Linked DNA regions of Homo sapiens: region 1 is linked to region 2. A link is an interaction called in ENCODE POLR2A ChIA-PET data of the cell type or tissue named here. Cell type or tissue: A673. All regions are shown on one strand. Links, peaks and the distances in the headings refer to the core of each region. The heading gives the core; the rest is flanking DNA.

Region 1 (15,757 bases), core at 5,660-10,659, 130 kb after region 2:
TCCCCGAAGCCCTCTCAAATCCCAGCCTGGCAAGGTCAGTCTGGTGGAGCGGGGCTGGGTGTGCTTAGCTCACCCCCACCCGGCCTAGGCACCAAGCCCGTCTCCCAGCGGCACTGCCCGGCACCGTCCCCGGCCCTGGTGGCCCTGGATGACGGCACGCGGGGAGGGACCAAGCCCTTTGGGAGCTGCAGGTTGCAGCCTTGCTGGGCTGCCGGGTGGGGGGCGTGCTCCCCCTCCTCCACTGCTACCACTGCATAGTCTAAGAGGCAGAGTAACAAATGCAGGGCCGTGCAGGCTCCAGCTCGGCCGGCCTTCCTGTTCTTCCCACCTGGCCCCCTGCACCCTGGGCCTTGACAGCCTGGCACCTTCTCCCCGACCTTACCCGCAAAGGCAGTTCATGCAGAGTGGGACGAGGTGCAGGGCCCAGGCCAAGCGGCTCTCAGCCCACCCTCTCTCACTGAGAGCTTCCCATGTGCGTGGCACTGTGTATATAATTCGCCGTGACCCTCTGCAGCCGAGGTCACGGAGTCAGAGGGATGAGGTCATTGCTGCTGGTACCCAGCTGCTTAACGATGTGTCGGCAGTCTGAGCCTGGGTGCCTTAGCCGAGAACCTGTAGTTTTCAGATGATCATTTCTGAGAATTTGTGTGCAGTAAAATACTCCTTTTGGCTTTCACCACAGAGGCATCTAGTCGTGGAAGCACGGTGCTCGCAGGCAGCGCACAAACCGTCCTGTTCCAGACTCCTCTGCCCGTCCCTGGGTGGTCAGCCCCTCCCTCCACCCAACCTGGCGGCCGTGCGGCTGCACTCTGCTCCCGTGATCAGACTCCCCGGACCGTCACGCGGGTGGCACCTGTGCGTGTGCAGCCTCCGAGCCTGGCTGTCCCCGTGCCTCCTGCGCTTGAGATGGTGTGTCACGTCGTGCACACCAGGTGGCCGTGGCTGCTCGCCACTGAGCACGGGGGGCTGTGCCGCGGTCTGTGTCCCGCCATCGTGGGAGCGACATTTGAGTTCTTTCCAGATTGTGTCTATTATAAAGCTGCTTTAAATGTTCACATACAGGGTTTCATGTGAGCGTAATTTTATTTTGGGTGGATCGCTAGGATTGGGCATCGCTGGTTCTTACAGTGTGTGCACATTTAGCTTCATACAAAGCTGCCAAAGTGGCCACTCTGTTTTGCGTTTCTGCCAGCACCTGTCCTTCTAACCCCAGGGAAAGCAAAGGGTCCTACTGAGCCCTGGAATTCCCTGGGAGGAGGGGTTGGCCCTTCACAGTCTGTTTTGGTGGCCGGTTTCCGGCCAAGAGCCAGGGGCTTGTGGGACTCGTTCCTGAGCCACGCAGAGGGGCTGCCAAGGTCAGGTTCGGGGCCTGGGGGAACTCCCCAAAGCCGGGACCTTGAGAATTGTGTGTTCTTGACGGCAGCATGGGCCCTCGCTGCTTAAACAACCCTTCAGAGAGGTTCTAGAAAGCATGGGCGCCACTTCTCCAGGGCTGCTTCCCCAGAGCTGGGAGGCCGGGGACTCCAGTGGTGAGGGCTGGTGGCTCCTGCAGGGCCCTGGACCCTCTGGAGGGCATCTGGGAGTCACCCCTGCCCCTGAGCCCTCCCAGCCCCCGCCAGGGCCTGCCTGCCACGGGGCCCCTCAGAGGAGCTGCTGCCCCTGCCACTTCCCGTCACACGTCTACATTGGGCAGGGAGGGGGGTTGTGCAGATTCCCTCAGCACGCTGGTTTATTGAATGTTTTCCCGGCCTCTTCCTGGGTTTTATTATCATTTTTAATGGATAAGTAGTTATAGGCTGTGGTGGTAGCTCACGAAACCGTCTCCCCAGCGTAGACAGTTGAGTGGCTTCTGAACTGCTTTTCCAGACCTGCGCTTGTCTTTCATACCATCCCAGGATGGTTCACACGTCACTGTTTCTGTGCAAAAGCAGCATAAGCTTTTGAGGTCACAATTCTCGTGTGATTTGAGGTGTCCCCATAGGGAGGTGGACAGCAGACGAGCAGCCGGGCGTTGCCTGCCTGGGGACCCAGGATGGCTGTGAAGGTCTGTGGCCGCCCCTCCGCAGCCTCAGGTGTGTCCCTGTGGCCTGCGGATGTCAGCTTCGAGTGGCTTGGGAGGTTTGTTTGCGGCTGTTGACTTCCTGCTCCTCCCGTAGCCACCTTTGTGCCCTGCTGGTCTTGTGACCCTGGCCCTCCCTCTCCAAAGGCCTCGCTGCCTCCTCAGCCGGCCATTCACCAGCAGTCTTGACAGAGCCCTGACCCGCTGCCTCGCTGCCTCCTCAGCCGGCCATTCACCAGCAGTCTTGACAGAGCCCTGACCCGCTGCCTCGCTGCCTCCTCAGCCGGCCATTCACCAGCAGTCTTGATGGAGCCCTGACCCGCTGGGGTGGGGGATGGAGCTGAGTGTTTGGGGGAAGGCTGAGCTGGGGCTTGAGGGGGCACCTGGCCAGCCAGAGCCAAACAGGTGAGCCGCAGGCTCTGCTTCACTCCATGTGCCCCTCACAGAGCTCCCAGCCTCTGTCTGGAGCAGGCACTGTCCCGGGGTCCCAGTGGGCAGGTGGGCACATGGCCTGGCTATGAGTTCTGCATGGTTGTAAGGCAGCGAAGCCCAGGTTTTCACTGGGCCAGCCTGTGATCCTGCAGACTAGCCAACCCCCCGGGAGTGCATTTGGGCCCTGTCGTGAGCATCTTGGTGGGAGTTTGAGGAGACGAGATGAACCGGCGTGGGGGGCGTTAGGCCTCGCCTGTGGTCACGGGAGTGTGGGGTGCAGGAGCATCTCACAGGACTCCCACCTGAGCGCAGCGCCTGCCTTGTGCAGAGCCTGGCTGGGGTCCCTGCTTGCTGTGGAAGATTTAACCCCAGGTCTCACGGGGCCCCCTTCCCAGGCCTCATGGGGCCCCCTTCGCAGGCCTTCGTCTTCTGGGTGGGAAAACTGATGTGCCTGAGCCCCCCCCCACCCCGCAGCTGGTGGAAAGAATCCTCCATTCAGGTTTCGGGCCCTGTGAAAATATACGCTCTCCAGGCGTGCCCACTATAGGGCACCCGCTGTGCTCTGCCACGCGAACTGTCTCCACTTCCTTGCCCTGCCGCAGAAATCCCACCATAGCTGCATATCTGGCAGCTGAGCCAAAACCCTGACGTGTTTTCTGACTGTCCGCAGACCTCGTCCAGCTCCGTCTTCAGGAGACAGGACTAGAGCCACCGTGAATCTCAGTCATTTCCAATCCCAAACGCTGTAAAAATACACCGTATTTTCTTTTATTTAATGGGGCCAATCTGTAGTATAGAGAAGCTTTCGTTTTAGGAGAGAAACTTCCCACCACTGTGAAGTTGCTCCCATGTCCCCGCACACACGCCCAGCGGTCACGGAGCAGTTGGCGGCAGAGGACGCCGAGGCCGCGCTGGGGCTGCTGCTTCCCAGAGAAAGTACACAAAGCATTTCCCTCTGCCCAAGGCCAGCCGTGGCACCGAGGCCCGCCCTTGTGTCTGTCCCGCGCTTCCTTCAGTTGTTCTGTGCTCACCGAAAACAGGCACAGAAAACCTAGAGTTGTGTAAAGAAGACAGGAATCTGGTCTGAAGCCGCTCACACCACACTCAATGCACGTAAGCAGCGTCTGGCTTGCCCGTGTGACCTAGGAAAATTCAAACTAGCCCTGGTAGGAGGCAGCCAGCTTAGTACTGCAGAGGGAAAAGGTGGTGTGTGCCTGTGCACGGGGCACCTGAGGGCTTGCACGTTCAGAAAGCAGCCCTGCCAGAGCAACTTCAAATAGGACCTGGGGCCGGGCGCGGTGGCTCACGCCTGTAATCCCAGCACTCTGGGAGGACCAGAGCAACTTCAAATAGGACCTGAGGCCAGGTGCAGTGGCTCACGCCTGTAATCCCAGCACTCTGGGAGGCCGAGGCGGGCGGATCACAAGGTCAGGAGATAGAGACCATCCTGGCTAACACGGTGAAACCCCATCTCTGCTAAAAATACAAAAAATTAGCCAGGCTTGGTGGTGGAAGCCTGTAGTCCCAGCTACTTGGGAGGCTGAGGCAGGAGAATGGTGTGAACCCGGGAGGCGGAGCTTGCGGTGAGCCTAGATGGCACCACTGCACTCCAGCCTGGGCGACAGAGAGAGACTCCATCTCAAAAAAATAAAAATAAATAAAAATAGGACCTGAAAGCCCCCAAGAATACCAGGGAAAAGTGCTCAGGCCTTTGTAAGCCCAAGAGCGCCTTCCTCGGACCCTGTCGTACAGTCTCGAGCTAAGAGCCAGCATTGGCATCTGGCCCAGGCCGGGGGTCTCGGCCCTCTGCCCGCAACAGCAGGGTACCCAGAACAGCAGGAGCTCCGGACTGGACACTGGGTAACCTGAGTCTTGGCTGCAGAGCAGGGGCCAGCCCCTCGCTGACCACCCCGTAAGCCTGTGCCAGGAGCGTCACCCAGGGGTTGGGCGTGGGCTGTGCAGGAAGTGTGGCTAGAAGGCAGGTCCTCTCCCCAGCCAGGCAAGGCGTGCAAGTCCCCATGCTCTCCTCCCCCGGCTTTCCCGAGAAGGCTGTGGCGCTGGGCTGGGAAGAGTCCTGGCCAAGGCCACCGGTCCCTGAAGGGAGAGAGCCCTGCCAAGTGGAGGAAAAGATCTTGGACATTAATTCAGAGCCAGCTTCCCTCTGCGGCTTTTCCCAGGGCCAGCCCTGTTGGAAACTGAAAGCATAGACCTTTCTTACATCCCTCCCCGGTGCTTGTGCCCTGTGCATGACGCTTGCCTGTGTTAGGGGAACCCTCTCGGGCCTCTTTACACGGTGCCCAGTCCGCCTGCAGGCTCCGAAAACCAGCGTGGCACATCCATGGGAAACCACCGGTGCCACAGGGGAACTCCTCCCCAGAGCCCATGCCTGGGAGGGAGGTGCTCCCCAGCCTCCTGCGGAGCAGCATGCAGGCTCAGGAAAGGGTGCTCCTTGCAGCCTATCTGGTGGTGCTCCTCCCTGGCCTGCTCCTCCTTGGCGGTGCTCCTCCCTGGCCTGCCTCTCCCTGGTGGTGCTCCTCCCTCATGGTGCTCCTCCCTGGCGATGCTCCTCCCTGGCATGTACCACACTGCACTGCTCTTCTTACCCTTCTAGCAGGTCTGATGCTTATTCCAGCCGATTTTGCAGCCCTGGCTCTGCCATGTTGGCCTCCCTCAATTGCTTGTCACCAAGACCCCTGTGGTTTTTGACAAGGCGCTGGGCATGGATGGGTCTTTCCGAGCTCCACTGTGAATCACCTCGCCCTCTGGTCCTTGGGCCTGTCCTGGCTTGGTGGACTCAGCCGCTGGAGCTGGGAGTGGGGCGCCCTGGAGAGTGGCAGCCCCGGGCTTTGGTGACTCAGACTCTGCTGTTCCTACCTGAGGTCAGGAGGGTTTTTTTTTTTAATAAATGTGACCCGGGCTGGGCGCGCTGGCTCATGCCTGTAATCCCAGAACTTTGGGAGGCTGAGGTGGGCGGATCACGAGGTCAGGAGATCGAGACCACGGTGAAACCCCATCTCTACTAAAAATACAAAAAATTAGCTGGGAGTGGTGGCGGGCACCTGTAGTCCCAGCTACTCGGGAGGCTGAGGCCGGACAATGGCGTGAACCCAGGAGGCGGAGCTTGCAGTGAGCTGAGATTGCGCCACTGCACTCCAGCCTGGGTGACAGAGCAAGACTCCTACTCTGTCTCAAAAAAAAAAAAAAAAGTGACCCGATTTGTTGTGCGGCCTTGGTCAGCTTCAAGAGCCCTAAAACGGTTGTTTCTTTTCCTTTTTTTTTAATTTTTTTTTTGAGACAGAATCTAGCTGTGTCACCCAGGTTGGAGTGCAGTGGTGCGATCTCGGCTCACTGCAACCTCTGCCTCCCCAGTTCAAGCGATTCTCCTGCCTCAGCCTCCCCAGTAGCTGGGATTACAGGCGCCTGCCTGTAATTTTTGTATTTTTCCCCGGCTAATTTTTGTATGTTTAGTAGAGACAGGATTTTACCATGTTGAAGAGGCTGGTCTCAATCTCCTACCTTGTGATCCGCCCACCTTGGCCTTCCTAAGTGCTGAGATTACAGGCGTGAGCCACCGCCCCTGGCCTAAAATGGCTGTTTCTAACCACCCGTCTAGCTTGTCATTGCTCAGATGGCCTAGGAACCACACCCCTCCCGTGTTTGGTCCTCAGGAGAATTCAGTGAGGCCAGAGGACGGGTTGTGTTGGATGGAGGTGGCGGCAAGGCTGCTCCTGGGATGCTGCAGGGCCCCTGCACAGACCTTTCGGTTCTTGGTCCATTCTGCGCCCTCCCATGGCCCACACATCTGCAGTCACAAGGAGGAGCCCCCCAGCTCACACGTCCTCCCGCTCACCACACGGGGCAGCCACCAGGCTGGAGGGACGTCTGTCCTGCGCTCAGCCCTGCACCCACCCTGGGCTCTGCCCACCTTGCCCTCTGCTCTCTGATCTGTGAGAGGAGGAAGGCCAGAGCTGATGACACATGGGCGGGTCCCTCGAGCGGCTGCTCGGCAGGCTGCATGACATCCCAGGCGCGGGCCTCACCTCCCCAGCTGCTGTGCTGTTTCTTCTTCGTCTCCTCGGTGCCCCTCCTGGCCTTGGACACCTGCGCGACCTCAGAGCATGGGGCCGGGGCCATCGGACACAGACGCCTTAGGGATTTGCAGGTTCTTGCACAGCAGTGTTTCTGAGGAAGGCGTTTTTTGGGGTGTCTCCAAGTCTCCCAGCGCTGCTTCCTTGCCCCCCGCCCCGCCCTGCTGTCATGGTGGCTGTGGTCACTGAGCACCTCTGATTTGCCGAGGGCCGTGTGCTGCCGTCTACGCCGTCTGGTTGTAGTTGATGCAGTCCTGTCCCCTGGGTTCCGTTGTTGTGATTGTCCTTTTGTAGATGAGGAAATTGCAGTTTAGAAAGCACCTGTTGGAGGGGCCTGGCGGGTCTCTGCAGGGGAGGGAGGAAGGCGCCAGACGCTCGCTGACAGGTCCTGTGCTGTGGGACACAGACAAGGGTGCGGGGGCCGGGAGGCGTGATGGCAGCGGGATGGGGGCCGGGGGGTGTCACGGCAGCGGGGTGCGGGGTCGGGGGAGTGACGGCGGCGGGGTGCGGGGTCGGGGGGCGTCACAGTAGCGGGGTGAGAGGTCGGGCGTGACGGCGGCGGGGTGCGGGGTCGGGGGCGTGACGGCAGCGGGGTGCGGGGTCGGGGCGGGCGTCACGGCAGCGGGGTGCAGGGTTGGGGGAACATCACGGCAGCAGGGTGTCGGGGTCGGGGGTCACGGAGCGTGACGGCAGCGGGGTGGGGGGTTGGGAGTGACGGCAGCGGGGTCGGGGTGTGTGACGGCAGCGGGGTGAGGGGTCGGGGGGCGTCACAGTAGCGGGGTGAGGGGTCGGGCGTGACGGCGGCGGGGTGCGGGGTCGGGGGCGTGACAGCAGCGGGGTGCGGGGTCGGGGCGGGCGTCACGGCAGCGGGGTGCAGGGTTGGGGGAACATCACGGCAGCAGGGTGTCGGGGTCGGGGGTCACGGAGCGTGACGGCAGCGGGGTGGGGGGTCGTGGGGAGTGACGGCAGCGGGGTCGGGGTGTGTGACGGCAGCGGGGTGAGGGGTCGGGGGCGTCACTGCAGCAGGGTGCGGGGTCGTGGGGGGCGTCACGGCGGCGGGGTGCGGAGTCAGGGGGCATCACGGCAGTGGCGGCTTTGAACAGGCGACTTTCAAGGACTTTCTTCGCTTTCTCCACGGAGCTTCTGTTTTCATGAGAACCAAATATGGGCTGGGGAAGGAAACCACAGTAAAAAAAGTGTCTCAAGGAGTTGTGAGAAAGTAAGAAAGCTCTACGATGTTGAGGAGCAGCAGGTCGATGCTGTGGCAGATTCCAGCGGGATTAGGGGGTGGGAAGCAGAGCCTGAGGGGCGGCGGGAGCTCAGCTGGGGCGCCGGAGGAGCTGCCTGCGCGGGGAGTAGCTGCCGGCCACTTGTCTCCGAAACGGGAGTGGAATGCGGTGAGGAGGTGAGGAGGGAGGGCAGTGTTGCTTGAAAGCTCTCTGCCCTTCCCTTCCGCTGCCCTCTGGTCATTGTATGTATTTTGAAATTCACACCGAAGGAGGGTGTAAGGTGTTCCTGTGTGTGAAGCTGCAGAGTGGGTGAGAAAGAGGCCAGAGGAGCGCCTTCCTCTCCTGCTGCCAGTCCTGGTTTTCAGGACCTGGTTTTGGTCGGTGGGCCTAGGACATTTTCAGATCCTTCTAGAGACAACAGAATGACAGTAAGGGAACGTTGTAACAACTTTATGCCAATACTGGGCACATTGTTTTAAGATACAGATTACCATACTGACCCAAGAAGAACTTTTGAAGGCTCTGTCAGTCCTGTAACGATTAAAGAAATTGACTCCAGGCCAGGCGCGGTGGCTCACTTGAGGCCAGGAGTTCAAGACCAGCCTGGCCAACATGGTGAAATCCCATCTCTACTAAAAATACAAAAATTAGCCAGGCGTGGTGGCGCACGCCTGTAATCCTAGCTACTTGGGAGGCTGAGGCAGGAGAATCACCTGCACCCAGGGGGCGGAGGTTGCAGTGAGCTGAGATTGCGCCACTGCACTCTAGCCTGGGCACGATGGAGCGAGACTCCATCTCAAAAAAAAAAAAAAAAAAAAAAAGGAAAGAAAAGAAATTGACTCCATAATTAAAGCCTTTCTACAAGGAGGGCTGCAGGCCTAGCTGGCGGCACTGGTGTTGCCCCTCAGACGTTTAGGGAAGCAGTAACTTCAGCCCACAGACCGTTTTGGAAAGCTCTGTGTCTCAGATGCAATGATCATATCTAATTATGAAATGTGTTTAATCATATGCCTAAGCGCAGAAGCAGAACGCACAGCCCTTCCTTGACTGGACCCCATTTGACCCTGGAAATCCGAGGAGCAGTCGTGGTCCCGTGAGTGTGCAGGGCCTGGCAGGGCCAACCGGTGTCTGCCCCACTGCGTGTGTGCAGGGGCATTCATGAGCTTCGCTGCAGTCGTGCGTGCTTTGGACGTTTTCCGTGCCCTCCTCAGCACACGGGCTGCAGATGGGGAGTGGCGAGAGAAGAAGGGCAGCAGAGGCACCGTGGGCGGGTCAGTGTGTGCTGACCGTGGGCAGCCAGGATGCTTACGGCTCCAGGACCATGGGGAGGTGGGGGCACTCTGTGTGCATGGGAGGGTCTGGGTATCGGAAGGCCATCTTGGATCCCCGCTTAGGCCAGAGTCTAAGGTGTCTATGGATGCCTTGCCCAGGGCTCTTCCATCCTGAGCGCTGGGCCCCTCCCCGCTCTTCCCCTGTGTGGCTGGGTGACTGTTGGGTGCCACTTGCCCGGAGCTGCTTGGCTCTGTCCTGCAGCCTCCCCACGTGTGCCGACCAGGTGCAGAGCCTGTGCTGCGGCCGTGCGGCCTGGGCCTGGGGGTGCAGTCTTGGGTGCCGAAGCCCTCCTTCTAAGGTGTCCTAGGCTGGCTCCGCTCAGGTGGGTGAGTCCCACAGGGGCAAGGCTGCCTGTTGTATGTGGTGTCGCCCGCAGGCATGCCATTCCACCTTGTCCCATGCTGGTGACACCGAATGTGGTCACTTGACTGAGGTGGGCGTGCATCATAGGACTTCCCTGGCAATGCGTCCTGTGGCGACGGTGCCCTCCTGACCCCTCCCACCCGGTGCCTTTGCGTCTCCTGAACCTGTTCCTGCCCAGGGTCTGTGGAAACAGTGGCTTCTATGAAGACTCACAGTGGTACTTCTCCTCCCTCTCCCCTTTCCTCCCTCTCCTGCCTGCTTTTTGGAGTGTCGCTGTGGACTCATCAGTTTTTGTGGTTTTTAATGTATTGTGTGGCCAGTGGGAGCCCCCCAGCTGCCCCCACCAGTGCCCAGGCCCACCTCACATCAGCTTTTCTCCAAGGAGCTCTGGTCCTCTCAGCGCACCTGAGACTACCAGTGCTAGTGCCACAGAGCCCGGGGCCACAGCACCTTCCGGTTTCACCACTCACCAATGCATCGTTTATTAAAGTTTCTTTCAAAAAGAATTTTTAAGCCTATGTTGTTGTACAGCTGTTTCTCGCTTGCTTTTCTTGCCATTGCACCTGATCTGCTGCTGACGTGCGGGAGGGTCATTAAAAGATTGACTTAAATTTGATACCAGAAATGTCAGTGTGGCTTTGCTTGAACAGCCGCGTGCGGGGCCTCTATGAGTGGAATCCAGTCTCATGGCCCCCCCATGGCTCCTGTTACCCTGGAGGAGGCTACTCCATGAGGCTGGCTCCGGTGGCACTGCCTCGGGGCTGCATGTACATGTGTGTGCATGTGTGTGCATGTGCGTGTGCACGTGTGTGTGTGCCCGTGTGCATGTGCCCGTGTGCGTGTCTGTGCTGTGTGTGTGTGCATGTGTGCGTGTCTGTGCGTGCTGTGTGTGTGCGTGCATGTGTGTGCACGTGTGTGCATGTGCACGTGTGCGCACCCGTGTGCATGTCCGTGTGCACGCGTTGTGTGTATATGTGTGCACGTGTGGATGTGTGTGCATGTGTGCACGTGCGTGTCCGTGTGCGTGCGTGTGCATGTGTATGTCTGCGTGCGTTGTGTGCATATGTGCGTGCATGTGTGCGCGTGTGCGTGTTCATGTGCTCGCGTGTGCATGTGTATCGTGCACGTGTGCGTATGTGCGTGCATGTGTGTGCATGTGTGTCCGTGTGCGTGTTGTGTGCGTGTGTGCATGCATGTGTGCATGTGTGTGCGTGTCCGTGTGTGCGTGTTTGCGTGTGTGCACGTGTGTGCGTGTGTCCCTGTGCACGTGGTGTATGTGTATGCATGTGTGCATGTGTGCGCGTGCATTCGTGTGCCCGTGTGCGTATGTGCGTGCATGTGTGCTGGCCGGGCAGAGGGGCTCCTCACTTCCCAGTAGGGGCGGCCGGGCAGAGGCGCCCCTCACCTCCCGGACGGGGCGGCTGGCCGGGCGGGGGGCTGACCCCCCCACCTCCCTCCCGGACGGCACGGCTGGCCAGGCGGGGGGCTGACCCCCCACCTCCCTCCCGGATGGGGCGGCTGGCCGGGCGGGGGGCTGACCCCCCCCACCTCCCTCCCGGACGGGGTGGCTGCCGGGCGGAGACGCTCCTCACTTCCCAGATGGGGTGGCTGCCGGGCGGAGAGGCTCCTCACTTCTCAGACGGGGCAGCTGCCGGGCGGAGGGGCTCCTCACTTCTCAGACGGGGTGGTTGCCAGGCAGAGGGTCTCCTCACTTCTCAGACGGGGCGGCCGGGCAGAGACGCTCCTCACCTCCCAGACGGGGTCTCGCCGGGCAGAGGCGCTCCTCACATCCCAGATGGGGCGGCGGGGCAGAGGCGCTCCCCACATCTCAGACGATGGGCAGCCGGGCAGAGACGCTCCTCACTTCCTAGATGTGATGGCGGCTGGGAAGAGGCGCTCCTCACTTCCTAGATGGGATGGCGGCCGGGTGGAGACGCTCCTCACTTTCCAGACTGGGCAGCCAGGCAGAGGGGCTCCTCACATCCCAGACGATGGGCGGCCAGGCAGAGACACTCCTCACTTCCCAGACGGGGTGGCGGCCGGGCAGAGGCTGCAATCTCGGCACTTTGGGAGGCCAAGGCAGGCGGCTGGGAGGTGTAGGTTGTAGTGAGCCGAGATCACGCCACTGCACTCCAGCCTGGGCACCATTGAGCACTGAGTGAACGAGACTCCGTCTGCAATCCCGGCACCTCGGGAGGCCAAGGTTGGCGGATCACTCGCGGTTAGGGGCTGGAGACCGGCCCGGCCAACACAGCGAAACCCGGTCTCCACCAAAACCAGTCAGGCGTGGCGGCGCGTGCCTGCAATCGCAGGCACTCGGCAGGCTGAGGCAGGAGAATCAGGCAGGGAGGTTGCAGTGAGCCGAGATGGCAGCAGTACAGTCCAGCTTCGGCTCCGCATGAGAGGGAGACCGTGGGGAGAGGGGAGAGGGGAGAGGGGAGAGGGGAGAGGGAGAGCTATTTATTGTTTTTTGAGACGGAGTTTCGCTCTGTCGCCCAGGCTGGAGTGCAGTGGCGCAATCTTGGCTCACCGCAACCTCTGCCTCCCAGGTTCAAGCGATTCTCCTGCCTCAGCCTTCTTCGTAGCTGGGATTACAGGCATGTGCCACCACGCCCAGCTAATTTTGTATTTTTAGTACAGACGGGGTTTCTCCATGTGGTAAAGCTGGTCTCGAACTCCAGACCTCAGGTGATCCGCCCGCCTCGGCCTCCCAAAGTGCTGGGATTACAGGCATGAGCCACCGCGCCCGGCCTAAACGTGAGACTTTTAATGACGGTCTTGCAAGATCGGGTGTCTGGTGGGCAGGCACACCCAGCACGGTCACAACAAGCCATTTATCCCCCAGTACGCAGGCCCCTCCCCCGGTTCCTCACAGGCTGAGTACTCTGGGGTCACAGTCTTCCCGGACATCACCTATTGGTTGTCGGGCAGGGGCTGTAGGTGTTTTTTTAGGGTTGTCCTGCTGCATTTTGTTGCAGCCCACAATGCGTTGCAATCCTAGTCAGCTCAGGGGCTTTTCAGGTATTTGACTTATGACCTAAGTAGCTGGGCAGACTGATAAGAACAGACAAAACAAGCTATGTTGCAGACGAGTAAAACTTTCGTCATAGACTAAAAGTTTTTGGGTCAGGTGAAGGCAACTAAGCGTTGGGGGGAAGACTGGGGATGGGGAGGCCGACAAGCAGGCATCGGCAACCCAGGCAGGGGCCTGGTCTTCTGTAGCTTGCTGACCTAAGCAAGCAAGACACTGTGTCTTGGAAGTGGACCACTGTGTACATTATTTCCTTCACTGAGAACTGATTTTGCAAAGCCGAGTTTGTGTGACTGTGGAGGGCGAGTGTCCACACCAGGCAGCGTCCAACTCAGCGCTGTTTCTCAGACTGATGTCCCGGGGACAGTCACAGACCCCCGGGGCTGTCCTGCTCCCTGCCGGGTGGCAGTGACCATGGGGATGTGCATGAGGGCTCTAGGTCTGAGGGGTGGTTTGTCCAAGGTCATGGTCAGAGCCAGGACTGACACCTGGGTTCCAGCCTCCGTGCCAGGGGTGTGGCGTGAGCACCACGAGGGGAAACTGGGGACATGTGACACACTGCAGCGCTGAGGGGCCCTGTTCTGAGGAGCCAGTGGAGACCTGAGGACAAAGCATCCGTGTCTCAAGGCTTTGCCCTCTGCTAAGGTGGGCACTGCAGGGACCCCTGAGCTCCACAGAGAAGCGGACCTTACTGGGAGAGGAGCCTGGTGCGCAGGACCGTTGCTGGGGCCGCAGCGTGTGCTGCAGCGTCCAAACGCAGCTCTGGGTTTGTGACTGAGCATGGCGGTGATTCTGCCAGAGGCGGGAAGCCTCCCTGGTGTGCACTCCAGCCTGTGTGAAAACTGTGCCCCAAACCCTCACCTCTGGGGTGCACTCCAGCCTGTGTGAAGACTGTGCCCCAAACCCTCACCTCTGGGGTGCACTCCAGCCTGTGTGAAGACTGTGCCCCAAACCCTCACCTCTGGGGTGCACTCCAGCCTGTGTGAAGACTGTGCCCCAAACCCTCACCTCTGGGATGCACTCCAGCCTGTGTGAAGACTGTGCCCCAAACCCTCACCTCTGGGTGTATTCCAGCCTCCAACAGACTGTGCCCCAAACCCGCACCTCTGGATGTACTCCAGCCTCCACCAACAGACTGTGCCCCAAACCCTCACCTCTGGGGTGCACTCCAGCCTGTGTGAAGACTGTGCCCCAAACCCTCACCTCTGGGGTGCACTGCAGCCTGTGTGAAGACTGTGCCCCAAACCCTCACCTCTGGGTGTATTCCAGCCTCCAACAGACTGTGCCCCAAACCCGCACCTCTGGATGTACTCCAGCCTCCACCAACAGACTGTGCCCCAAACCCTCACCTCTGGGGTGCACTCCAGCCTGTGTGAAGACTGTGCCCCAAACCCTCACCTCTGGGGTGCACTGCAGCCTGTGTGAAAACTGTGCCCCAAACCCTCACCTCTGGGTGTATTCCAGCCTCCAACAGACTGTGCCCCAAACCCGCACCTCTGGGTGTACTCCAGCCTCCACCAACAGACTGTGCCCCAAACCCTCACTTCTGGGGTGCACTCCAGCCTGTGTGAAGATTGTGCCCCAAACCCTCACCTCTGGGTGCACTCCAGCCTCCACCAACAGACTGTGCCCCAAACCCACACCTCTGGGGTGTACTCCTGCCTCCGCCAACAGACTGTGCCCCAAACCCTCACCTCTGGGATGTACTCCAGCTTCTGCCAATAGACTGCCCCAAATCCTCACCTCTGGGGTGTACTCCAGCCTCCGCCAACAGACTGTGCCCCAAACCCTCACCTCTGGGTGCACTCCAGCCTCCGCCAACAGACTGTGCCCCAAACCCTCACCTCTGGGTGCACTCCAGCCTCCGCCAACAGACTGTGCCCCAAACCCTCACCTCTGGGGTGTACTCCTGCCTCCGCCAACAGACTGTGCCCCAAACCCTCACCTCTGGGGTGCACTCCAGCCTTTGTGAAGATTGTGCCCCGAACCCTCTCCTTTGGGGCATGTGGGGCCTTCCCTCGTGCCGGGCTGGAGGCTCAGGCTTAGGGATGGGCATCGGCCTCCCCAGCAGGCCCCTGGCAGACAGCTGGGGACGCAGTACCAAGGGTCTGGGGCTGGTGGTCTGGGAGCCTCTGGGCATCCCGTGGACAGACAGGTAGGAGGGCAGGTAGGTAGAGGGCAGGTAGAACCCCTCGTCCCCCCTTCTCTCCTCCAGCTTTTTCCACGTTGAGGTCTGGTCCTGGACTTCCCAACTTACTGGAAGGAATGGCCCGGGATCCTGGGACAGTTTGTAGGGAAGGGAAAGGCTGTTGAGCAGGGCCCCCCGCCGGGAAACAGGCAGTATCCTCCGCTCCCCTGTCCCTCAGCATGGCCCGGAGCTGGCATCTGTGGGCCACGATGGGCCCCAATTAGCCTGGCCCCAAATCTGCTAGGCGGCGTCCAGGCGGCGTGGGGGTCCCGTAGGAGCCCCGCCGGATGCGCAGACACCTACGGCCGCACCGTTGCTGCGTTTGTCGGTATTTTTCCCATTCCGGTCCCCTTCTGTGGGCCTGGGGAAATTCTGGGGGAGGGTGGGCTTTCTGGGCCGGGACCCCGCAGCGCCATGGAGCTTGTCCAGGAACAGAACCGGCGCATTCTCCTTGTCCTCCAGCCGCCGGCTGCCGGCGAAAGCCGTGGCGGGAACTCACCGAGTCGTGTCGGCCCCATGCCGCCTATTGAGAGGCATCCGTGCCGGCCGCGCAGGGCTCCCTCTGGTCCAGGCGCTCTGGTCCTCGGCGGGGCCCCTGCTCTCCTGGTGGGGCCCTGAAAGTGACGGCACCCCGACGGCCACTGGAGGGAGCTCCAGAACCGAGCCTGCCCTTGAGGCCGGAAACCGCGGCTGGCCCTGGAGCTGCCTTTGGATCGCGGAGTATTAAAAGTGCCCGCACTTGAAATCTTACTGCGTGTCCTGAAGAGAGCCCTGTCCCTTTCCCATGAGATGCTGAGCCGTGATCTGTACTCGGGAAGCACACAGATCTCCTGTCTCCACCCTGGCGTGTTCTGACAGGTGCAGCCGCTGTGTCACCAGCACCCCGGCAAGGGAGACCGCCTCCGTCGCCCCTCCCTGGCCCACGCCCTCCCAGACCCGGCCCTCGTCGCCGCTGTGTCGCTGGTGAGGTGGGTTCCCTGCTCTGGAGCTGCTGAAGAGGCTCCAGTACTTTGCACGTGCTCACATCTAGCTGTG
Region 2 (15,757 bases), core at 7,025-12,024:
CTACTCAGGAGGCTGAGATGGGAGGATCACTTGAGCCCAGTGCAGTGAGCTGCTTGCACCACTGTATTCCAGCCTGGGCAACAGAGCAAGTCCTGTCTAAAAAAAAAAAAATTGAAAACAAGATGGAAACAAAATGCCGGTGAACAATAACATGTAACACAGAGGATGGTTGTTACAACTGAAGAAACCTAAGGTCCTTGTGTCTGGTTCAGGAGGAGGGTAAGATTCTAGTTCATCATAGATTTTGTTAATTCAACTATGCCCATTAAAAATTAAGAGTAGATGAAACCCCGTCTCTACTAAAAATACAAAAAAAATAGCTGGACGTGGTGGCATGTGCCTGTGATCCCAGCCACTTGGGAGGCTAAGGCAGGAGAATCACTCGAACGCAGGAGGCAGAGGTTGCATTGAGCCAAGATCGCGCCATTGCACTCCAGGCTGGGCGATAAGACTGAAACTCCATCTCGGAAAAAAAAAAATATTAAGAGTAGGCTGGGCGCAGTGGCTTGCACCTGTAATCCCAGCACTTTAGGAGGCCGAGGTGGGTGGATCATTTGAGGTCAGGAGTTTGCAACCAGCCTGCCCAACATGGTGAAACCCCATCTCTACTAAAAAATATAAAAATTAGCCAGGCGTGGTGGCAGGCACCTGTAATCCCAGCTACTCGGGAGGCTGAGGCAGGAGAATCACTTGAACCCAGGAGGCAAAGGTTGCAATGAGCCGAGATCGCACCACTGCACTCTAGCCTGGGCAACACAGCGAGACTCCATCTCAAAAAAAAAAAAAATCAGGAGTACAGGAGTCCCCCCTTATCCAGAGGGGATACGTTCTAAGACCCCAGTGGAGGCCTGAAACCACAGACAGTCCCAAACCTACTTATACTAGATATTTTCCTACGCACACATACACACCTATGATAAAGTTTAATTTATAAATTAGGCACAGGAAGAGATTAACAACTATTAATAAAATAGAGCAATTATAGCAATAGGGTGTAATACAAGTTATGTGAATGTAGTCTTTTTTTTTTTTTTTTTTTTGCATTGCCATGAAAGTTTATTTTGGCTTCTTACAAAGTTATCTTTTTGGGATTTTATCAAACGGATTCTTTAAACCTGACTAGTATCAATCTTCAGAAACCAATTATATGGTTTCTTTTTTTTTCTTGTTTATCAACATTCTTTTGGTTTTTTTGTTTGTTTGTTTTAATTTTATTAATATTATACTTTAAGTTTTAGGGTGCATGTACACAACGTGCAGGTTTGTTTCGTATGTATACATGTGCCATGTTGGTGTGCTGCACCCATTAACTCGTCATTTAGCATTAGGTATATCTCCTAATGCTATCCCTCCTCCCTCCCCGCGAATGTAGTCTTTCTCTCCCAAGATACTGTAACATTTTCAGACTGAAACAATAGAAAGCAAAACCTCAAATCAGGGGGCACTGCCGTCCTCCCAACAGTGTAATTCTACAGCAGTGAGGTAGAGCTTCATCTCAAGTGAATTTATTTAAGCTAAAAGAGCAAATTGGTTTAAAAAACACATATCATAGTTGATCATACAGGTGGTCTGGGGATGTGGCTATGGCTGAGCGCGGGGCGTGTGAATGACTGAAGCTTGGAAACATGGTTGCAACAGATGTCACAGAACTTGGTTTCAGTTGAAGGATATCAAATTTGTTTGAGTGTTTGGGATTTTTTTTTTTTCCTGTGCAATCCTCGAAAGCTATCTTGAGGCTGGGCGTGGTGGCTTATGCCTGTCATCCCAGCACTGTGGGAGGCCAATGTGGGCGGATCTCCTGAGGTCAGGAATTTGAGGCCAGCCTGGCCAACAGAGTGTAACCCCATAAGTACTAAAAATACAAAAATTAGCCAGGCCTAGGCCGGGCGTGGTGGCTCACGCCTGTAATGCCAGCATTTTGGGAGGCCGAGGTGGGTGGATCACCTGAGGTCAGGTGTTTGAGATCAGCCTGGCCAACATGGCAAAACCCCACCTCTGCTAAAAATGCAAAAATTAGCTGGGCGTGGTGGTGGGTGCCTGTAATCCCAGCTACTCCGGAGGCTGAGGCAGGAGAATTACTTGAACCTAGGAGACAGAGGTTGCAGTAAGCCGAGATGGCACCACTGCACTCCAGCCTGGGCAACAGAGCGAGATTCTGTCTCAAAAAAAAAATTAGCCAGGCCTGGTGGCAGGCACCTGTCATCCCAGCTACTCGGGAGGCTGAGGCAGGAGAAATCACTTGAGCCTGGGAGGTGGAACTTGCAGTGAGCAGAGATTGCGCCACTGCACTCCAGCTTGGGTGACATAGTAAGACTCTCTCTAAAAAAGAAAATACAAAAAAACACACAAAAATTAGCCAGGTGTGATGGTGGGCACCTGTAATCCCAGCTACTTGGGAGGCTGAGACAGGAAAATTGCTTGAACCCAGGAGGCAGAGGTTGCAGTGAGCTGAGACTATGCCATTGCACTCCAGCCTGGGCGACAAGAGCAAAACTGTCTCAAAAAAGAAAGAAAGAAAAAGAAAAAGAAAGAAAGAAAGCTATCTTCAGTATTTTCAGACCCTTGTCAACTAATGCTATGAACACTCATAATTACATCTTTTAGATTTTCAGGTAACACCAGAATCTGTGGGTGGTTCTATTTAAAATGAAGTCGCTGCTTGGTGTCCCTGGAGGTCATCTATTTTCTTAAACCAAAATGCGCAGCTGAGGACTTGTGCTCTGGTGCTGTTCTCTTCCTGGTGTCACCAATCATGGTTTTAAATGAACTCCGGCAAGAAGGCCTGGAACCCAAGAAGGCCCCACCCAGCACAGCTGAGCCCAGACGCTACCAGAAATTCGCGGCAACACCACTTGTGAGGCTTGCCAGAATAAATACGGAGCCCCTCACACAGCCCAGGAGGGGCAGAAAGAAACCCCGCTCCCTGACTGCAAGCAGCATATTTTTTATAGAATCAGAGTTACAGGGGAACTGTCTTGCTCTCCGAAATCCTTAGCCATGCACACACACACACATACACACACACACGCACGCACACGCACACACACACGCACGCACACGCACACACGCACAGCTCCAGCAAAGCCCGGTTGGCTGCCAATGGAGGAGTGCACACGTGCTGTTTTGGGGGCATTTGTCCAGCCAGCCCTGGCCTCAAAGGCTCAGATCTAAAACAAAAACAGAGTGAGGTGCCTGGGCGGAGTGGCTGGCATGCATCCCTCCCCTGGGTCTCTGGCCAGCCTTACTTAATTTTTTTTTTTTTTTTTTGAGACAGAGCCTCACTCTGTCACCCAGGCTGGAGTACAATGGCATGATCTGGGCTCACTGCAACCTCCACCTCCCTGGTTCCAGCAATTCTCCTGCCTCAGCCTCCTGAGTAGGTAAGATCACAGGCGCCCACCACCACGCCTGGCTAATTTTTTGTATTTTTAGTAGAGACAGGTTTTCACCATGTTGGCCAGGCTGGTCTCGAACTCCTGACCTTAAGTGATCTGTGTGCCTCAGCCTCCCAAAGTTCTGAGATTACAGGTGTGAACCACCTCGCCCAACCTGGCCAGTCTTATTTATTTCACATTTTGTTTATTATTTGGGAGTTCAGAGTAAATTACTTGACAAATTTGAATACTAAAGAGAAAATTTTCACATTCGGCCAGCCTAAATCACTATCGAAATTTACCCGCGGCTCTTTTCCCTCCGTCACCTGTTGTTGGAGTTTATAAGTATTGCTAAAATCTGAATGTGTCATGTCTTCCCATGTATCTGTGCCTTGTGACGGTAACTTACATACATTTCCAGATCTCCCTCAGCGCCCGTGGTTCTGAGGAACACTCCTTCCAACCTTAGAGAGAATAAATTGCTGCCCCCTTTAGGTTAAATGTGATTTGGCTTCTTTCTGTTGCACAATCTCTTTTTTTTCTTTTTTTTTTTTTTTTTTTTGAGACGGAGTCTTGCTCTTGTACCCCAGGCTGGAGTGCAATGGCACAATCTCGGCTCACTGCAACCTCCGCCTCCCAGGTTCAAGCGATTCTCCTGCCTCAGCCTCCCGAGTAGCTGGGTTACAGGCATGCACCACCACACCCGGCTAATTTTTGTATTTTCAGCAGAGACGGGGGTTTCACCATGTTGGCCAGGCTGGTCTTGAACTCCTGACCTCAGGTGATCCTCCCACCTCGGCCTCCTAAAGTGCTGGGATTACAGGCGTGAGCCACCGCGCCCGGCCTCTGCTGCACAACCTCTTTTGCACAAATATGTCAAATTTGAATTTTCACATATTAATTAGCCCCATTCAATGGCTTCTCAAGTCAGCTTTCAGTCAGTGCAGGCCATTGTACTTTGGTAATTGCATAGTGTAAACCTTCTTCTTCTACTGCTCCACAGATTCTCACTAGTGAAGTGCTATTCTCTTTTCATCGGGACTAAAAATAAGAAACTAGGGACCCTCTGTTTTAAGTATATTCTGCATGACACTACTGTGGCAGTTTGGGGAAGAAAGAAGGGAAAGAATTTGCAGGCTGGGCACAGTGGCTCAGGCCTGTAACCCCAGCACTTAGGGAGGCGGAGGCAGGAGGATCGCTTAAGCCCAGGAGTTTGAGACCAGCCTGGACAACATAGCAAGACCCCATCTCTACAAAGGAAAAATTTTAAAATTATCTGGGCAAGGTGACACACACCTGTGGTCACAGATAATTGGGAGGCTGAGGTGGGAGGATTGCTTGAGCCTGGGAGTTCAAGACCAGCCGGGGCAACACAGTGAGACTCCACCTCTAAAAAATTAAAAATAGGCTGGGCGTGCCAGGTGCAATGGCTCACGCCTGTAATCCCAGCACTTTGGGAGACCAAGGCGGGCAGATCACGAGGTCAGGAGATTGAGACCATCCTGGCTAACATGGTAAAACCTCATCTCTACTAAAAATACAAAAAATAGCCAGGCATGGTGGCGGGCGCCTGTAGTCCCAGCTACCCGGGAGGCTGAGGCAGGAGAATGGTGTGAACGCAGGAGGCGGAGCTTGCAGTGAGCCAAGATCACGCCACTGCACTCCAGCCTGGGTGACAGAGCAAGACTCCATCTCAAAAAAAAAAAAAAAAAAAAAAAGAAAGAAAAATATAGGCTGGGTGCAATGGCTCACACCTGTAATCCCAGCACTTTGAGAGGCTGAGGCAGGCGGATCACTTGAGCTCAGGACTTTGAGACCAGCCTGGCCAACATGGCAAAACCCCGTCTCTTGTAAAAATACAAAAATTACCCTGGCATGGTGGCGGGCACCTGTAGTCCCAGCTACTCGGGAGGCTGAGGTGGGAGAATCGCTCAAACCCAGGAGGAGGAGGTTGCAGTGAGGTCACTGCACTGCACTCCAGCCTAGGCAACAGAGCAAGACTGCATCTCAGAAAAAAGTAAAAAATAAAAAATAAAAAAAGTAGTGCCTGAGCGTGCTTCCGTGCTGTGGACGGCAGGTGCCTTTGGATGATGACAACGGAGGTGGCCATGGCGGCAGCACAGCACAGTTGCTGAAAAAGCCTCTGCATAGAGGCCCCTGTCCATGCCACATGGCCACCTCCAGGGGACCAAACTGCCAGGAATACCAAGACAGGAATACCGAGAAGCCAGCACAGAGGCCTCACGACCTCTGCTCCCCGGGACCTCCGGCTCTCACTTTCACAGCCACAGAGATGCACCCGGGCGATGTGGCAGGGCCGTCTCTGAAACTGGAAAGGTTCCCTTGTCCCCCTCGCAGGATGTGTGATGAGATGTGTCTCGCTTCCTCAGTACCCCGCTCTCAACCTCCAGGGGAGCATACAGACGGGCAGGCTGTGGGGCTCCCACCCCACGGCAGTGTCTAAGGCTGGATGTTTCCAGCTCCTGAGGCCCCAGTGGGCGTGTGTTCCAGGGTGCCCTATAGGCAGCTTGTGTTAACCAGCTCAATTCGACCCTCTACCTTGCCCCAAGGACAGAGGGCTTTCTGCATCCCAGGTTCTTGCCTTGGTGTACCAGAAGGATCACACTTGGGCTGGGAGAATGAGTGCAAAGTTTTATTGAGTGGAGGTGGTTTTATTAAGCCAGAAGGGAGATGGTCTTTCCCTGGAGATGGGCCTCTCGGGGGGCCCAGCTCTCCTCTGACTGCCCCGGTTGATGGATCGATGGTCGGCCAGCGTGCCAGAGTCTGTCGGTGAGCCCTCCTGGCTGGCGTGCTCCTCTCGACGACCAGCCACATGCATCTTCTTCCTCCGATGTGCTCCTCTCCACCTCTGGCCACCTGTGTGTCTGCCCGCTAGGGTCTCAGGTTTTCAGAGGCCCAGGATGGGGGCATGGCGGGCCAGGGTGGTCTTGGGAAATGCAACATTGGGGCAGGAAATCCCTGTCCTCACCTAGGTCCATGGGGGTGGAGCCCTAGCCAGGGACCTGCCTTTCTCTACCCAGCACTTCCCTCCTGTATCATTGAAAGGGTTCACACTCTTCCCTTCCCAGTACTCCGGTATCATTTCCACTGCAGAAGTGGCAAATGTGGCCGTGGCCTGCATGGCCAAGCTGCAGCATTCACAGCTGCACATCTTCTGCACAACTTTGCAAGGAAGAGGAAGCACTCCTGGTTTTGGGTTTTTTTTTGTGTTGTTGCTTCTTTTTTTTTTTTTTTTTTGAGACGGAGTCTCGCTCTGTCACCCAGGCTGGAGCGCAGTGGTGCCATCTCGGCTCACTGCAAGCTCCACCTCCTGGGTTCACGCCATTCTCCTGCCTCAGTCTCCCAAGTAGCTGGGACTACAGGCGCCTGCCACCACACCTGGCTAATTTTTTTTTGTATTTTTAGTAGAGATGGGGCTTCACTGTGTTAGCCAGGATGGTCTCGATCTCCTGACCTCGTGATCCGCCCGCCTCAGCCTCCCAAAGTGCTGGGATTACAGGCATGAGCCACTGTGCCTGGCCTGTTGTTGCTTTTTTGAGACGGAGTCTCGCTCTGTCACCCAGGCTGGAGTACAGTGGCATGATCTTAGCTCACTGCAACTTCTACCTCCTGGGTTCAAGCAATTCTCCTGCCTCAGCCTCCCAAGTAACTGGGATTACAGGCACCCACGACCATGCCTGGCTCATTTTTGTATTTTTAATAGAGATGGAGTTTCACCATGCTGCCCAAGCTGGTCTCAAACTCCTGACCTCAGGTGATCGTGTGCCTTGGCCTCCCAAAGTGCTGGGATTACAGACATGAGCCACCACACCCCACCCACTCCTGGTTTTTTGTTGGCTGAGGTTAAAAATCAATCTTAAGAAGCAACAACACCAAACCACTCTGAAGAGCGCTGTTCTCACGCACGCACGTTCTCGGGGCTCATGGGTTTGAGCGGAGCCTCCCTGGGATGGGAGATTGGCAGCCTGGAGCCCTGGGGGACGGACCCATTCAGCATCTTTACCTTAATTGCTTCCATGCGCCATATGTATCCCAGGACCGCGTAAACAACAGCCCAAAACAACAGGAGGCAGAACTGTACTTCTCACCGGGGCTTCTGTGGAACTTGGGAAAACTGCCAGCAAGATTCAAGAGCCAAGCGCGGCGCCTTCCCCAGGCTCGAGGCCAAGTGGAGGCCGGGGAGCGCGTAGGCAAGAGCCTCCGAAGAACTGCACGCCCCTTGGGGGGCCCCGAGTCGGGGAGCCACCACCCAGCACTGTTGGGACAGGCACAGACTCATCTCTAGCAGGGAGACAATGTGCGTTCATTAGAATTCCGTGGGGCCCGGGGCGGCTTCTGAGAATTTAGAGGCCAGCAGTTTTGCTAGGTGAGGAGGTTAGAAGAAAATAAGCCCCTTGACCCAAACTTCACTTAAAAAAAATTATGTATTTTATTTCTATGGATTGATTGATTGATTGATTGAGGCAGAGTTTCACTCTGTCGCCCAGGCTGGAGTGCAGTGGCATGATCTCAGCTCACTGCAACCTCCACCTCTGGGTGCAAGCAATAGTCCTGCCTCAGCCTCTCAAATAACTAGGATCACAGGCGCCCGCCACCACGCCCGGCTAATTTTTGTATTTTTAGTAAAGGCGGGGTTTCATCATGTTGGCCAGGCTGGTCTGGAACTCCTGACCTCAGGTGATCCGCCCCCCTCGGCCTCTCTAAGTGTTGGGATTACAGGTGTCAGCCATCCTTCTGGCCCAATTTTTGTGTATTTTAAAAGTAAAGTTACAGACAGGATTTCACCGTGTTGCCCCAGCCGGTCTTGAACTCCTGACCTCAAGCAGTCCTCTGGCTTCTGCCTCCCAAAGTGCTAGAATTACAGACATGAGCCACCACGCCCAGCCCCTAACTTCACTTTAAAAATATGACTTTTCGCTGGGCGCGGTGGCTCACGCCTGAAATCCCAGCACTTTGGGAGGCTGAGGAGGGCAGATCACGAGGTCGAGAGATCGAGACCATCCTGGCTAACACGGTGAAACACCGTCTCTACTGAAAATACAAAAAAATTAGCTGGGCGTGGTGGCGGGCGCCTGTAGTCCCAGCTATTCAGGAGGCTGAGGCAGGAGAATGGCATGAACCCGGGAGGCGGAGCTTGCAGTGAGCTGAGATTGCGCCACTGCACTCCAGCCTGGGCGACAGAGCGAGACTCCAACTCAAAAAAAAATATGACTTTTCTGGCCAGACACAGTGGCTCATGCCTGTAATCCCAGCACTTTGTGAGGCTGAAGCAGGTGAATCATGAGGTCAGGAGTTCCAGACCAGCCTGGCCAACACAGTGAAACCCTGTCTCTACTAAAGATACAATAATTAGCCAGGCGTGCTGATGCATGCCTGTAATCCCAGCTACTGGGGAGGCTGAGGTAGGAGAATCACTTGAACCCAGGAAGCGGAGGTTGCAGTGAGCCGAGATCGTGCCATGGTACTCCAGTCTGGGCGACACAGTGAGACTCTGTCTCCAAAAAATAGATAGATAGATAGATAGATAGATAGATAGATAGATAGATAGATAGACAGACAGACAGACAGACAGACAGACAGATAGATAAAAATACAAAAATTTAGCTGGGCATAGTGGCAGGCACCTGTAATCCCAGCTACTTGGAAAGCTGAGGCAGGAGAATCGCTTGAACCCAGGAGCCGGAGGTTGCAGTGAGCCAAGATCGCACTATTGCACTCCAGCCTGGGTGACAGAGTGAGACTCTGTCTCAAAAAAAAAAATACGGCTTTTCTTCATAAACAATAAACATGTTACGTGAGTCTGTGTTGAACTATCTAGTCTGGGCTTCAGCCTCGGTGGCAGATGTCTTGTGTATGACACATCTGAGAAGCTGCTGTTACCCCATAAATATTTATGGGCAACCGTAATCCTCTCACATTACAAGGATTTCTGTACTCATTTTACAACCCTGGTCGATGTTCTGTGCTGGGTTAGAAGTCATTTCACCAAAGTGTGTTTCTAACACTCCAGAAAACCCTCTCCTCACTCTCGTCTCTGAATGAAGAACAGAGTTACAACCAATGCGGGTCAGTAACAATGTTTAAACCCCTCCAACACCGGGCAGCCGGGCCAGATGGTGCCAGCGACGCTGCTGACATGGCCACGTTGGTCTGGTGCCCAGTTCAAAGGTATCTGGTAGGCCTTCCTTTGTTGGTGAGATTTTCACAAGAATGCGTGCAATTTCTAGCTCCAGCCAACTTGGCCCCAAATGTAAGACTGTAGGAAAAAATCCGCTGTTAATACGGTCTCACTCTATCTTAAAAGAGTTTATGTATGCACTTAAAATTTAGCCATTTATTATTTTATTATTATTATTTATTATTATTATTTTTGAGATAGAGTCTTGCTCTGTTTCCTAGGCTGGACTGCAGTGACACGATCTTGGCTCACTGCAACCTCCGCCTCCTGGGTTCAAGCGATTCTCCTGCCTCAGTCTCCCAAGTAGCTGGGATTACAGGCATGTGCCACCACGCCTGGCTATTTTTTGTATTTTTAGTAGAGATGCGATTTCACCATGTTGGCCAGGCTGGTCTCTAACTCCTGACCCCAAGTGATCCGCCCACCTCAGCCTCCCAAAGTGCTGGGATGACAGGCGTGAGCCACCGCGCCCGCCTTAGCCATTTCTTTAAAACAATCACTATGCATTTTCTTCTCTCAAGCTGTGAGGTCTCTCCTTTATTTTTCATCTATTGATGTGAGAATCGCTAATTTGGTGGTTCATTTAATGACTATCGATTGGCTAGGGGAACAGGACAAAGTTTCTGATCTCATGGAACTTATATTTTAGGGGAGAGAGACAGAAAATAAAAATAGTCATTTAAATAGAAAGGAAAATACCAAACAGCAAAAAGTACAAAGAAAATTAAAATAGGGTGTCCTGGTTCAAAAAAGAGAGTGGCTCTGAGATGTCGGGTGGCAAGTACAGCCCTCGCTGGGGAGGTGACCTTTAACCTGACATCCGCCCCACCAGGGGACAGGCAGGCCCAAAGAAGAGCTCAGGTCCCGAATCACTGATGTGAGGCAGGTGTGGTGGCTCACGCCTGTGATCCCAGCACTTTGGGAGGCTGAGGCGGGAGGATCGCTTGAGCCCAGGAGTCCCAGGCCAGCCTGGGCAACACAGCAAGACCCACTCTCTACCCCCCCAAAAAAAAAGAATTAGCCAGGCATGGTGGCGAGTGCCTGTAGTCCCAGTTACTGGGGAGGCCAAGGCAGGAGGATCTTCTGGGCCCAAGAAGTTGAGGCTGCAGTGAGCTGTGATTGCACCTTTTCACTGTACTCCAGCCTGGGCAACAAAGTGAGACCCTGTCTCAAAAAAAAAAAAAAGCAAAAGACCAAAGTCACTGATGTGAACGCAGTTTGTGAACTGTAAAGGATTCCACAGCCTCCTGCATTCCCCCCACCCGCCCCTCTTCATCACAGGCTCCTGTGTTTCCCCCACCTGCCCCTCTTCATCACAGGCTCCTGCGTTCCCCCAACCACCCCCCTTCATCACAGCCTCCTGTGTTCCCCCACCCCCCCTTCATCACAGCCTCCTGTGTCCCCCCACCCCCCCTTCATCACAGCCTCCTGCGTTCCCCCCACCCCCCCCTTCATCACAGCCTCCTGTGTCCCCCCACCTGCCCCTCTTCATCACAGCCTCCTGTGTTCCCCCACCCCCCCCTCTTCATCACAGGCTCCTGTGTCCCCCCACCCCCCCCTTCATCACAGCCTCCTGTGTCCCCCCACCCGCCCCCCCTTCATCACAGCCTCCTGTGTCCCCCCACCCCCCCTTCATCACAGCCTCCTGTGTCCCCCCACCTGCCCCTCTTCATCACAGCCGCCTGTGTTCCCCCCACCCCCCCTTCATCACAGCCTCCTGTGTCCCCCCACCCGCCCCTCTTCATCACAGCCGCCTGTGTTCCCCCCACCCCCCCTTCATCACAGCCTCCTGTGTCCCCCCACCCGCCCCTTCATCACAGCCTCCTGTGTCCCCCCACCCGCCCCTCTTCATCACAGCCTCCTGTGTCCCCCCACCCGCCCCTCTTCATCACAGCCTCCTGTGTTCCCCCACCCGCCCCTCTTCATCACAGCCTCCTGTGTTCCCCCACCCCCCCTTCATCACAGCCTCCTGTGTCCCCCCACCCGCCCCTCTTCATCACAGGCTCCTGTGTTCCCCCCACCCGCCCCTCTTCATCACAGGCTCCTGCGTTCCCCCCACCCCCCCTTCATCACAGCCTCCTGTGTCCCCCCACCCGCCCCTCTTCATCACAGCCTCCTGTGTTCCCCCCACCCGCCCCTCTTCATCCATTCTCCAGCCCTGGGAGGTGAATCCTGGAAATGCTGACCACAGTCCTATCCCCCCAACGTGTGTGTGTGTGGTGTGTGTGTGTGTGTGTGTGTGTGTGTGTGTGTGTGTGGAGAGAGAGAGAGGGACAGGGTCTTGCTCTGTTGCAAGGCTGGAGTGTAATGGCACAATCACAGATCACTACAGCCTCAACCTCCTGGGCTCAAGTGATCCTCTCGCCTCAGCCTCCTGAGGAGCTGGGACCACAGGGGTTCACCACCATGCCCAGCTAATTTTTTAATTTTTTTGTGGGGATGAGGTCTCACTACGTTGCCCAGGCTGGCCTCGAACTCCTGGGCTCAAGCAATCCTCCTGACTCAGCCTCCCAAAGTGCTAGGATTACAGACGTGAGCCACTGTGCCTGGCCCCAAATCACTTTACAGCAGGTGGAAAATAGTAACCAGACACCAGGCTGGACCATGGATCTGGTAATAAAATCAAGGAAGGTGCCGTGGGCTGCAGGGAAGGTGACGTTCCTCCAGTTGAGAGGATGATTTGGAGAGTCTGTGCGCTGGAAACTGCGGTCTTTGGGGTCAGACGGCCCAAGGTGGAATTCTGGCTCCGCTCCTCCTGGGCTGGACACCTTGGGCAAGGTCCCTCGCGGCTTTGAGCTTCATGTCTGTGACCATCACCCACACTGACCTGCAGGGTCACTGAGAAGACGGGACAAAGTACGGCGTGAAGGGCACAGGGGCAGGCTGCGAGCGGCGTTTCATAAACGGTAGGAACTGGTTTTTTGTTTGTTTGTTTTTGTTTTGAGACCGAGTCTTAGTCTGTCACCCAGGCTGGAGTGCAACGGCACCATCTCGGCTCACTGCAACCTCCACCTCCTGGGTTCAAGCGATTCTCGTGCCGCAGTAGCTGGGATTACAGGCTTCTGCAACCATGCCCAGCTAATTTTTGTACTTTTCGTAGAGACAGGGTTTCGCCATGTTGGTCAGGCTGGTCTCAAACTCCTGACCTCAGGTGATCTGCCCACTTTGGCCTCCCAAAGTGCTGGGATTACAAGTGTGAGCCACTGCACCTGGCTGGCAGGAACTACTGGGTTTTTTTGTTTTGTTTTATTTTGTTTTTGAGACAGAGTCTCGCTCTATCGCCCAGGCTGGAGTGCAGTGGCACGATCTCAGCTCACTGCAAGCTCTGCCTCCTGGGTTCATGCCATTCTCCTGCCTCAGCCTCCCAAGTAGCTGGAACTACCAGCGCCCACCACCACGCCCAGCTAATTTTTTTGTATTTTTAGTAGAGACGGGGTTTCACCGTGTCAGCCAGGATGATCTCGATCTCCTGACCTCGTGATCCGCCTGCCTCGGCCTCCCAAAGTGCTGGGATTACAGGCGTGGGCCACCGGGCCTGGCTGGAACTACTGTTTTTATCAGCTAAGAGCCAATACTGAAATCAACAGCTCCCCAAGCAGAAAGATTTCTTCCCCAACATTTATGCAACATCAAGACCGCTGATCTTGGCTGAATACCTGCCTCCAGGAATGAGTAAACTCCACAACCCCCTGTACCCTAGCACGGCACCTTGGGGCACATGGGAGAACTTGGGAGCCCAGGCTGTCCGGGGCATCGCTGTCCTCTGCAGAAAGCTGCACCTGTTTGTCCCGGGGACACCTGCCGTGTTCAAGGACATGCTCCCAAGATTCCGCTAGGTTCAATCACCTTCTCTGCATTTCCAAAATACAGATGAAGGAAACTGACTAGATAAAAGATTTCTAAATGGCCCCTCCACAGCCAATCCAGTTCCTGAAAGAAATGTCTAAGTTGCGTGGTCCAAACCAGAACAACGTGATTTTTAAACGCAAAGCTCTGAGCAGCACAGGTTTCCTGAGCCTTGTGGGAGCAGGAGCACTTCGAGCCAGAGGGATGCCTGTGAGGCCGAAAGCGCCTGGGAGGCCGAGGGCTTTCACGCCGCGCCGGGCACCACGCTGCCAGCAGAGGCCAACGGTGAGCAAACAGTGCCACCCCCTGGCACCCGGCTCAGAGACACTCACGCACGGGCTCTGCAAAGCCAGGGTGTCCTGAGAGAGGTAGGGTGAATGAACATCCCGGAGCAGCTGAGATTCCCATGCAATGTCCCAGAGCGGGGCTCGTCTGGGGAGACAGCTGCCCTGGGGTGAAGCTCACTCTCTCTCCAGCTCGATGGCTCCAGCACAGCCCTGTCCCGAGGCTGCACGCGGGAACCGCCTGGACCCTTCACAATCACCCTCCGAGGCTGCCACCTGTATCTCAATCTCTCTTCTTCAGAGCAGGAAACTGGGGCAGACCGGCCCACACAGCTGGGGAGCGGCAGAGTTAGGAGACAACACCAGCGCGTCTGAGAGCTGCGCCCGCTCCCTGACATCAGGGCGACAGACCCCTAGGACGGAGACCCAGGTGGGAAGAGCCACTGCCTGAGAAAAGCCAGGTGTGGCTGCGTGGGGCCCCTCGGGTGTACGGGGACGGCTGGACTGAGGCACCCAATGTGGAGTGAACTCACTGTTCATTCATTCACCCACCCTCCGACATCCACCACGGCCTCAACGCAGGCCCTGCTCCAGGCACTGGAGCTACGGTGGCCTCGGTTTTTTTGTTTTTTGTTTTTTGTTTTCTGCTTCATCGCCCAGGCTGGAGTGCAGTGGCGCAATCTCAGGTCACTGCAACCTCCGCCTCCCAGGTTCAAATGATTCTCCTGCCTCAGCCTCCTGAGTAGCTGGGATTACAGGCACCTGCCACTACGCCTGGCTACTTTTTCAATTTTTTTTTTTTAAATTATACAGTGGTGCGATCTTGGCTCACTGCAACCTCCGCCTCCCGGGTTCAAGCAATTCTCCTACCTCAGCCTCCCATGTAGCTGGGATTACAGGCGCCCACCATCATGCCCAGCTAATTTTGTATTTTTTTTAGTTGAGATGGGGTTTCACCATGTTGGCCAGGCTGGTCTCAAGCTCCTGAGCTCAAGTGATCCTCATGCCTTGGCCTCCCAAAGTGCTGGAATTACAGGCTTAAGCCACCACACTCAGCTCATTTTTGTTTTTTGCTTTTTGATTTTTTGTTGGTGGGGGGTGGGTGACAGGGTCTTGCTCTGTGTTGCCCAGGCTGGAGGGCAGTTGTGCAATTGTATTAATAGCTCACTGCAGCCTCAACCTCTGGAGTTCAGGTAATCCTTCCACCTCAGCCTCCTGGGTAGCTGGGACTACAGGCATGAGCCAACACGCCCAGCTAATTTTTAAATATTTTATAGACATGGGGTCTCTCTCTGTTGGCCAGGCTGGTCTCGAACTCCTGGCCTCAAACGATCCTCTCACCTTGGCCTCCCACAGTGTTGGGGTTTCGGGTGCGGGCCTGCACACCTGTGGCCTCGGTTCCATTTGTTCTGGTGCCTCCCCACTCTGCAGGTGACTGAGGGTCCCTGCTGGTGCTCCCCATGTCCCCAGGTTGCGTGTAGATTGCCCCAAGCTAGTAAACGACTCCCCACCTTCAACTCCCTTTTGGTTACACAACCTGAAGGCGGCTCTGTTTTCCTGTTTAGACTCTGACTAACGTGAAGCCACAGGAAGTTTTAAACGGCCAAATGACATCATCGTATTGCTGTTTTTGAAGGAAATCATTCTGGCCGTTGTGTTAAAGAAGGATGTTATAGGGTAAAGGCAGAAGCAGGAAGTCCAGCTGGGAAGCATCACAGCTGTCCTAGGGAGGAGGACGCGGCCTGGACCAGGATGGCTGCAGTGAGACGGATGGGGTACAGCAGCAGGCAGGTTGGCTGGGGAGAGAGGACGCGGCCTGGACCAGGGCGGCTGCGGTGAGAGGGACAGGGAGCTGCAGGCAGGCTGGGGAGATGCCTGGGGGTCATCAATAGCAGGGAGCCCCAACCTTTCTGAGACTAGGGACCAGTTTTGTGGAAGACAATTTTTCCACGGACAGTGGGGGCAGGGGATGGTTTCGGGAGGATTCAAGCACATTCGATTTATGTTGCACTTTACTTCTACTGTTATTACACTGTGATATAGAATGAAATAAT

The links. ChIA-PET counts read pairs that join two places held together with the same protein. Peaks named below come from ENCODE experiments on the same cell type or tissue, not always from the same donor. Only the 100,000 strongest peaks of a DNase experiment are listed, where the experiment ranks them.
Region 1: POLR2A ChIA-PET joins it to region 2 with 9 read pairs; 2 of 35 experiments call an interaction of 5 or more read pairs at or near these places.

Annotation. Positions count from the first base shown.
Region 1 is chr7:1,065,549-1,081,305 of GRCh38, reverse strand. All of the region lies in intron 2 of CHLSN (cholesin), which reads left to right. It overlaps CHLSN-AS1 (CHLSN antisense RNA 1), which reads right to left and starts at 15,575. Exons shown (of 3, transcript NR_187853.1): 1 at 15,222-15,575; 2 at 6,532-7,748; 3 at 3,244-3,542. RefSeq lists enhancers at 9,941-10,723, 10,724-11,507, 15,433-15,602. In A673, for the core only: no CTCF peak of the experiment used is centred there; no DNase peak of the experiment used is centred there.
Region 2 is chr7:1,192,000-1,207,756 of GRCh38, reverse strand. No RefSeq gene overlaps it. Among named protein-coding and RNA genes, the nearest start is that of UNCX, 33 kb to the left of the region's middle. RefSeq lists an enhancer at 13,933-14,434. In A673, for the core only: no CTCF peak of the experiment used is centred there; DNase peaks (open chromatin) are centred at 7,516 and 9,336; H3K27ac peaks cover 1,716 bases.